Linked DNA regions of Homo sapiens: region 1 is linked to region 2. A link is a contact called in ENCODE Hi-C or POLR2A ChIA-PET data. All regions are on one chromosome and are shown on one strand. Each heading gives the region's core, a stretch centred on a gene start or an enhancer-like site at or near the end of the contact. The rest is flanking DNA. Distances are from core to core; before and after follow the strand shown. Region 1 overlaps AKAP13 (A-kinase anchoring protein 13). Region 2 overlaps AKAP13 (A-kinase anchoring protein 13).

What was found. Hi-C counts contacts between places; a loop is a spot of excess contacts on that map. ChIA-PET counts read pairs that join two places held with the same protein, here RNA polymerase II (POLR2A). Pooled maps may share reads with other maps.
Region 1: a loop to region 2 is called in a map of astrocyte of the cerebellum, with 4 times the contacts of the local background. The contact joins two enhancer-like sites. A Hi-C loop is called at or near these places in 5 of 168 maps with a recorded cell type or tissue (B cell, CD14-positive monocyte, OCI-LY7 and 2 more), 1 of 37 single-sample maps with no recorded cell type and 10 of 50 pooled maps. POLR2A ChIA-PET finds 5 or more read pairs at or near these places in 6 of 52 experiments (GM10248, Panc1, activated T-cell and 2 more).

The regions. Positions count from the first base shown.
Region 1 is chr15:85,533,836-85,538,793 of GRCh38, forward strand. It overlaps AKAP13 (A-kinase anchoring protein 13), which reads left to right. Exons shown (of 37, transcript NM_007200.5): 4 at 1-45. Among named protein-coding and RNA genes, the nearest start is that of AKAP13, 160 kb to the left of the region's middle. RefSeq lists an enhancer at 195-274. Within about 2 kb of position 2,345, at least 10 of the 41 ENCODE cell types and tissues checked have a DNase peak (open chromatin) inside an H3K27ac peak, as active enhancers do.
Region 2 is chr15:85,492,179-85,496,826 of GRCh38, forward strand. All of the region lies in intron 2 of AKAP13 (A-kinase anchoring protein 13), which reads left to right. Among named protein-coding and RNA genes, the nearest start is that of AKAP13, 110 kb to the left of the region's middle. Within about 2 kb of position 2,378, at least 7 of the 41 ENCODE cell types and tissues checked have a DNase peak (open chromatin) inside an H3K27ac peak, as active enhancers do.

The sequences.
Region 1 (4,958 bases), core at 1,095-3,594, 42 kb after region 2:
TGCCCACGGAGTGGAATGTATTGGGGACAGATCAGAGTTTGCATGGTGAGAATTTATATGATCTACAAACACACTTTAAGTTTGTGATATTTCTACTTTTTTTTTAATGGGGCTACTTTTCTATGGTCATCATATTCAGGTCTTCCACAGAGGCTGCGTAAATCTTAGAATTACTGTAGGAAAGTGGCCTCAATGGCATCTCTTCTAGGTTCTTCAATTGAGCTGTTAAGCATGTTGTTGCAGCGAAATGACCCTAGGGATTACCCAAGGAGAGTGGCACGTCACCTTCCTGTGGGTCTGGATTTCAGATTTGATCTCTCAAGTGTAGAAAGTGACATGCTCTTCATGAGGAGAGTAGCAGAGTTACTTTTTGGTGTTTAATGATCAAAGACATGGTTTTCATTATTGTATTCTGAAGTTCTCTAAAGATAGCCTGGAAGTGAAGGAGAGGAAAGATTGGGCAGTGAGTGGGAGGAGCATGAGAACAGGGTGTGCTCTGAGAAACCACACACTTCCTTAACCAGGTTAGTGTCACTCTTACTGACTTTATCTGTTGGCCCTCCCTATGAGAGTTCACTGAAGAAAGGACTTTTTGTTTGTTTTTTGTTTTTTTTTGAGAACGGGCTTTCACTCTTGTAGTCCAGGCTGGAGTGCAGTGGCATGATCTCGGCTCACTGCAGCCTCCACCTCCTGGGTTCAGGTGATTCTGCTGCCTCAGCCTCCCAAATAGCTGGGATTACAGGCATGTACCACCATGCCTAGCAAATTTTTTTTTTTTTTTAATTAGAGACAGGGTTTCACCGTGTTAGTCAGGCTGGTCTCGAACTCCTGACCTCAGGTAATCTACCCACCTCGGCCTCCCAAAGTGCTGGGATTATAGGCATGAGCCACTGCGCCCGGCCAGAACTCCACTTTTTCAAAAATATTTACATAGTAAGTCCTCTTACTCAAACAAGGGTTTTCCCACATAATTCTAGTAGCCAATGACATCTACTTGATGTCATAATTGTATAGATATTTTTTAATGAAACATAATGTGTACCTGGAGTTCAATAAGTAACATCCAGTTTCCCTTCTGAGTTCAAGTCCAATTGAACGATTTGGGAGTCCTGAGATAGAAACCAAAATGTTTATTACTGATGAAATCTAGATTGGAAGCCTGATGTTAGAGCTCCTGCCAGAAGGGTCTGCTTGTACTTTCTATGTCTTCAATGAAAGAGCTGGTCAGTCACACCATTGCCCTGTAGAGTCCACCCAGCCTTGAGTATTGAATTATTTTGGGTAAGCAGACCACAAGTCACTCTCCCCACAGGTGAGCAGTTCCTGAGGAGAAATACCCAGAGGGGCCTGAGCCATAGCATAGTTAGTTTCTACACTCAGATGAATTTTGTCTTCTTCCATGGAAGAATGGTAAAGAGGTCTTTGCCAGCTTTGATTCTCTTAAATCTACACTAAATTTAACAGTTAAACCTGTGGTCAGCCGTCAGAACGGTGTCCCATACTGTCAGGTGCATACTGTCAGATTCTACCTGGATAGTCCTGCCCAGGTAAAACCTGAAAGGAAGTATCAAATCAAGGAAGAAAGGATTTATCCTTTTCTTCTTCTTTTTTTAAGTATAGTGTCCAAGAAACTTCTGTCTTGCTAATATTTAGAGATCAGAATATTTGACATTCTGAAAAGGCACTCATGCCTTATATAAACCTGGTGATGGGCCTTAATACCTCTAGCTCCTCCTATTTCTGTATTGATACAGGAATGTTTATTCTGGCTGCCTTTCACAAATCAGTGTCAAGATAGTACTGCATTAGTTATTTGTGGGGCTTATGGTGTTTTATGGTTTTGTTTTGTCTTGTTTAAAGAGGGGCCCAGGAGTTGGATAGTTTTATGTTGCCATGATTAAAAACAACTATTAGAAAAAGCAAACATCTGAAACTTTGGACATATCACTTCCTCTTTCTCTCTCTTTTTTTTTTTTTTTTTTGAGATAGAGTCTTGCTCTGTCGCCCAGGCTGGAGTGCAATGGTGCAATCTCGGCTCACTGCAACCTCCATCTCCTGGGTTGAAGCGATTCTCCTGCCTTAGCCTCCCAAGTAGCTGGGAATACAGGCACATGCCACCACACCCTGCTGCTTTTTTGTGTGTTTTAGTAGAGACGGGGTTTCACCATGTTGCCCAGGCTGGTCTTGAACTCCTGAGCTCAGGCAATCCACCCGCCTCAGCCTCCCAAAGTGCTAGGATTACAGGCGTGAGCCACTGTGCCCGGCCACTTCCTCTCTTTGGGCCTTAACTTCCTTGTCTTTAATAGGAGGGAATTGGCCAGCTTTAATTTTTTTTTGTACTGTCAGTGTACTGGTAAATTTTCTGTTGCACAAAATTGCTCAAGCAGTGCTAACAAAGGCCAAACCAAATTTGAACACTTGAGGAAGGAAATACATATTAAAACCACAATGAGATATCATTACACATTTATCATAATGGCTAAGATGAAGAATACCAAGTGCTGGCAAAGATGAAGAACATATCATATGTTGCTTGTAGGAATGCAAAATGTATAACCACTCTAGAAATATTTGGCAGTTTCTTGTAAAGTTAAACATACACTTAGCGTATGACCCAGTAATCCCACTTTTGGGTGTTTATCCTAGAGAAATGAAAATCTGTAGTCACCAAAAAGTCTGTGCACGGACGTGCTCATAGTAATGTTATTCATAATCTTCAAAAACTGGAAATAACCCAGATTTCCCTCACTGAGTGAATACAGAAGCAAACTATAATATATCCATACAGTGGAATACTACTCAGCAATAAAAAGAAGCAAACTGTTGACATGTGCAACAACTTGGATGTGTTTTAAATGCATTATGCGGGAAAATGAAGTCAGTTTCCAAAGGTTCCATACTATGTGATTCTATTTATATGATATTCTGGAAGATGCAAAATTATAGAAAAAGAGAACAGATGAGTAGTTGCTAGGGGCTGGGAGTGGGGGAAGTCTGACTGGAAAGAGGTATCATGAGGGAATTCTTTGGGTTGTTGGAGTTGTTTTGTCTTGTTCGTGGTGGTGGCTGTAAGAATCTATGCATGTGTTAAAACTCATAGGAGTGTACATCCCCTAAAGGTGAATTTTATTGTACATATATTTAAAATAATAAAATAACAAAAGAAATTGTGTAAGTTGTATACTTTGCAAGGTGAAATGCATGCAAGTGACTTGATAGAAGTGTCTTTAAGTCAACAACTGGGATGAGGAATCTGATTTTCTGTGCTCAGTTCACATTCTGCAGTTTAAATTGTTCTATTAATTGATGATTAGAATCTGGGAACACTGGGTACAGTAAGGGAGAGAAGCATCAGTTAAGAGTTCATCACGCCTGCTGTTGAGGGACAAATGTAATGGAATAGTCTGTTCACATCAATGAGTTGCACATAAATACTTTTAAATAGGTATTTAAAGGAGAAAGGTACAAAGTAACCATGATGCCTGAGGTAATACAGGTAAATAAGGCACCTTGTTACATAACAGGACTTCTTGCTGTTGAAAGCTAGGATGTTTAGAGATATTCTAGCCTAATACTTAGACAAAGTAGTTTATGTAAGATTTATGGCTAATCCTCCTACTGTTTTAATTGTTTAGTTGCAGTGCTTTTTAGCTTTCTTCAGGTCAGTGACTCCTTTGGAAATTGCTCAGATTTCTCCTCAGAAAAAAATGTTTATAGGTGCCTATGTGCACACATTTACATATGATAAATTTCTTAAGTCTCCCTGAACTTCAGGCATGAGCATAAAGTTAAGAATTCTGGGTTTAACTTTGCTCTTACAAAGTGGGAAAAGCAGGGGCATTGGAGTCAGTTTGTTTGCATCCTGGCTTCATTGCAAGAGTTTGTGCAAAATACTCAATCTCTCTGTTACTTAATTTCCTCATCTGTGAAATGGGGGAAAGTGTATTCTGATAATGTGTGCTAGTTTATAAGCTATTCATTTTGAATGTACCATTTGGAGACACAAAACATTGATGTTTTACTTGTTACAAAAATTAATCTTCACTTTAAATATGAACAGGAGGGAGTTTGTCCTTTTAAATCTTCCAAATGTTCTCTCATCCCTAATTATATAAACAAGCTTCTACACATTGTACTGTTTGCCACAGTTCTGCCTTAAATGCAGGTGATAAGGATTCATCTGGGTGTGGCGTGAATGGTGGGGTAAGGACATTTTTTTCTCTGAGTTTTCCAAGTCTCACTTAGTTTCTCAGCTCGGTGGTTAGTGAAAATGGTAAGCTAGGGGGGTGTTTTCCCTGAGAGACCCTTGTGCAGTAGCCGTCAGCATAACTCCCAGGTAATGTAGGGTGGGCCCACTGCAGACTTGCTCTAGAGGAAGCAGGGAGAAACATCCTGGGGGAATCTTCATTCTTATTTACTCATGATATTGTATAACCAAGTGAAAAAGAGATCTGATCATCTTTGGGGGCAAGAATTCTCCCCTCAAAGAGAAATTTGGGTGGAGAGGTGGAAGACAGGTTTAGGAAAAACTGCAGTAAGAACAGCCTGTGTATTCCCAATTCTATACATCTGATATTGGTTAATAGGTCGCCCACCATAATCATTTGATGATTCAGTTCCCACCTCCTTTCAGAGTGTTTGATAGCTTTTCTTTCTTTTTTTTTTTTTTTTTGAGACGGAGTCTCGCTCTGTCGCCCAGGCTGGAGTGCAGTGGTGTGATCTCAGCTCACTGCAAGCTCCGCCTCCCAGGTTCATGCCATTCTCCTGCCTCAGCCTCCCGAGTAGCCGGGACTACAGACGCCCGCCACCACGCCCAGCTAATTTTTTATATTTTTAGTAGAGACGGGGTTTCACTGTGTTAGCCAGGATGGTCTCGATCTCCTGACCTCGTGATCCTCCCGCCTCGGCCTCCCAAAGTGCTGGGATTACAGGCTTGAGCCACCGCGCCCGGCCTTGAT
Region 2 (4,648 bases), core at 1,128-3,627:
ACTCTTCCATTTCATGTTTTAAAAGATTTAATGGGTTTTATTTGAAATAACTCCAAGGCCAAGCACAGTGGCTCATGCCTGTAATCCTAGTACCTTGGGAGGCCAAGGCAGGAGGATCGCTTGAGCCCACGAGTTCAAGCCTGCAGTGAGCTATGAACATACCACTGCACTATAGCCTGGGCTACAGAGCGAGACCCCATCTCAAAAAACAAAACAAAACTTTAAATGTACAGAGAAGTTACAAGAAGAATACAATAACTTCACCTCTATCAACTCTTGTTAAATTTAGTCACATTTGCTTATTCTCTGTATTACATATTTTTATTTATTTTAGTCATTTGAAAGTTGCAAACAGTATACTCTGTTCCCCTTAAATATTTCAGCATATATTTCCTAAGAATGAAGACATTCTGCTTCATAACCACAGTATAATTAACAAAAAACAGGAATTGTAACATTGATGTAATACTCTTACATGATGTAAGTCTATATTCACATTTCTCTAATTTTCCCAATAATGTCCATTATAGCACCCTTTTCCTTTTTCAATCCAGGATTTAAACACATTATATCTCTTTAGTCTCTTAATTTTATTTTGTAGCATGTTTTGTCATGATTTTGGCAATGGACTACATGAGTGATGTTCTTGGAGTATCACATTAGGAGGACACATGATGTATTCTTTTCCAATTATTGGAAGTGTTAACTTTGATACCTTAGTTAAGGTGGTATTGAATCTACATAATTTATCTGTTCCAGAGGAATTGGGCATATAAGAGATGGTATGAGTAGTTGTTCACTTTCCCCCTCTAAAGTTGTTTCTGGTTTGGAGGTATCTTTTGCATATTGGATTTTCCTAAAATGGGGTACCCTTGTTCTGCGCAAGGTGTACCCTTGAATATAGGCGAAAGGGCTAATGTCAACAGAGAGCTCATTTTGAGTGATAAATTGCCTGAGGTTTAAGGGGGCGTTGTCTCTGCCTTTGTGGATACACATGGTTATTTAAGAAATGTAATACTCAGCTGAGCTATAATGACCATTTTTAATATGGAACATAGTAGGCACTTAGTAAACATTCATTGAGTGAGTGAATGAACTACAGTTTAGATAAGACTACTAAAATTTTAATGAAATTCACTTCATTTTGACAGAGCTACTTTTCTTAAAATTGCTCATTTGTTTCCCAGGTTTCATTCATTAATCTGCCTAGCATAGGCCCTGAGTAGCTAGTGATGTCACCTTTGTTACTGAAGGTGTGGCCAACAGGGAAATGAAGGTGATAACCTTGTCTTTATGGTGCATGTGGAACCTTTGAAACTGTAAGGAAATCCTTACAGCATCCCTGTGAAGTACAGCTGAGTGTGTTTGATAGTTTTATTACAGAGATGCATTCTGTGAGATAATATCTTACCTAGTTGAAGAAGCGTACTAGAAATAGTGCCTATATCTCTCCAGTCCTGAATTATCTTAGTTCTTTTGGGAGTTATAATCTGAGCCATTTGTTTATAGCAAGCCATGTGACTGCTTCTATTTTTTATGAACATAGTACATGCCCCCTTTGTCTCTAGAGCTCTCCTCACTGTCAAGATACAAAGCATAGTCTTGTCCTAGACGGGGTAAGGGACGAGGGATGCTGTCAGATGATAAAAGAAAAAGCCAAGCACATGAAGGAAAGGTTGGTATTAAAAAATGTATTACATTTCTTAAATAACCATGTGTATCCACAAAGGCAGAGACAATGCCCCCTTAAACCTCAGGCAATTTATCACTCAAAATGAGCTCTCTGTTGACATTAGCCCTTTCACCTATATTCAAGGGTACACCTTGCGCAGAACAAGGGTACCCCATTTTAGGAAAATCCAATATGCAAAAGATACCTCCAAACCAGAAACAACTTTAGAGGGGGAAAGTGAACAACTACTCATACCATCTCTTATATGCCCAATTCCTCTGGAACAGATAAATTATGGAGATTCAATACCACCTTAACTAAGGTATCAAAGTTAATGGGCTCTATCTATCACCACTCCCACACTCTAAGCCCTACTGGATCTAGCAACCTAGCAACTAGACTCCAGAAACAGTAAATAAATCCTCCCTCAGACTAACAGCTGAAAAGGAAACAAGAGTTTTAGACTTCTGATGAAGGAGGAGGAAAGGGTCTTTGGATGCCCCTTATGTCAGGCCCCAGGCTTAGTCTGGAAGAGATCTGTCTAGGCCAGGCCTGAAGCTCTGCAAGGTACAAGGAAATAATAGCTGTCAAGAATTAGGCGACGTGGATGAATCCCATACTTGATATGCCAGAGAAAGTCACTTCCTCTGTCCTCTCATCATTTTACTACACCCAAGTGAATGTCCCACACTCAGTTCTACATGTAGGAATGGACTTTATGGGAGAGGTCAGGACTGGTGACGAATTTGATGAGTCATAGGAATCATTGTATGTTAGGAGTGGTTGAGCCCAGTCTTCCGGAAGAGTGAGGATATTGAACTACAGAGAGAGATTGAGGGAAGTTGCCTGCAGTTTCACAGCAGGTTACGAGAGGTCTGAACAGGTAGCAGAATCTGCAAATAATTAGCTTATCTGGTGTACAGGAGGCAGGTCCCTAATTGGTTTGAATTTAATACTCAAAGTACATGCGCAGAGAAGTTATAGTATAAGATTCAGAACAAATGGGCTAAGTAAGAGAAAAAAATGTAGCAATTGGAAGATGAAGAAGAGAGGAATATTCAAAAAGATAGCATTGTGCTCCTTTCTTGGTGGAGTGAACAGGTGAGGATTATACTGTCTTTATGGATTATAGGTACATTGGAAAATAGTTTACAGTTATTATTTGAAATTCCTCTATAGTGAAGGAAGTAGTCAAGATAAAATGTGTTTTGTGACTTTTGATATAGGAAAGTCAGTAATAGCCATCTCAATAAAGTATATGCTCAGCTATTTCATCTTTATACTTAGAGATTCCTCAAGAGGATGGTTACACATTAGCTCTGGATCAGTGAGAGTAAGACCAAGGCCCTGGAACAGTAAGGCTTTCTCTTGTAAAGCTCAGTTCCCATGGTTCTTTGATGCTTTTTCTGTGTTAGAATAATGTTCTTTACTGGTTTCCAACATGTTTCGGTGGGCATTGGACCCTTGTGGTTAATGATCTGTGCAGCTGTAACTCCAGAGTGGCTGGCTCTACAGAACACTGACTCAGATGGCTTGTATTCGATGCTGATAATTCACTAACTAAAACGACTATAAGAACACATTTCAAGAGGAGAAATTTGGGGTGCATATCTCAGATTCTTCAGTTATAAACTTGCTTTTTTGTGTCTCTTAAGATTTATGGTCTATTGAACACATCTCTGTGTCTCCCTCAGGAAAGCCAAACAGCATATTTTTGCCCCTGCAAATTAAACACTTTTTAAAGCCAGTGAGTTACTCAGATGTGAGATTTCAATTTTTTCCAAGGCATGCTCGAAGGTAATATATGGGATAATAATCATTACCTGCCATATGTTTGGGATAAAACCCACACTTATTAGATTTTCAAGGGGAAGAGCCATTCCAATTATAAAACAAATTTCCAGAACCCCAACAGATCTGGTTGATTATGTCGTCCTTCCTCTCTTGTTTTCTCTCAGTACCAAATGTTTTTGCATGTAACTGCTTCTGGGAGGAGGCAAAACATCCTGATAATAGAAGAGCACCATAAGAAAGAATTATCTGGCACTAGATGCCTTTCTTTATTTAAAATGTGCAAAACAAAATCTCCAGTGATTTTAAACTGTTTCTATTAGAATAGGGACCGTTCCTTATGATATTGTTCTGTTTTCCCAAGGAAAAGTTAGGGTGCTATTATTGGTTGAGAACCTACTCTTGGCAAGGAAACATGGCCAGCACTTAATACACATTACCTGATTTAATCATGACAATAGACATATAGGGTTTGGTTATTGTATCCACTTTACAGCCAGGGTGGATGGTAGGGTTCGCATCCTGTGAGTGGCTACAAAGCACCCCCACCTCCTTTTTTCCCTCAAAAGCCCATTTAAAGAAGGGAAATCAGAAGAGCGTATCCACTGGACTTGCATTTAGATCTCGAGAAAAGCTTATCAGAGTGATTTTCTACCACCACATTGGGTTCCTGTTTACTCCAGACTTACATTTTCAGCCTCCGTGAAGACTTGGACTTTGCGCGTAGATTAACTTGCTTCTCTGTTTATGCTAATTAAAACAGACCTCAGAAGACGAGCATGCAAACGGAGATACTGTGATTAGGAGGAGGAGGTTTTAAAATTTTTATCAGTTAAAAAAATTTATTCCTGAACAAGTGTAGTTTGCATAAATAATCAAATTTTTGAAGGGCCACAGAAATTAGGTTACCTCAGCTTAGTGTTCTCAGTTGCCTCCTTATAGGGAAGACTAATTTGGTAATGGCACAGTTTTATCGTTCTTCCTAGGAAATGCATTTCCACAGCAGGCTCTGAAATAACCTGGCTGTGCTTCTCACTTGGCTGTTAGGATACATTTTGCTTATACAAAGAGCCTTATCAGCCTCCTGATCTCTTAAATGGATTACCTGCCTTTGCCTTAACAATACATTTCTGATAGGTCTGCTCCAGCATCTGTGGGCTGGTGGCCTTGTCCAGCCAGATCTGA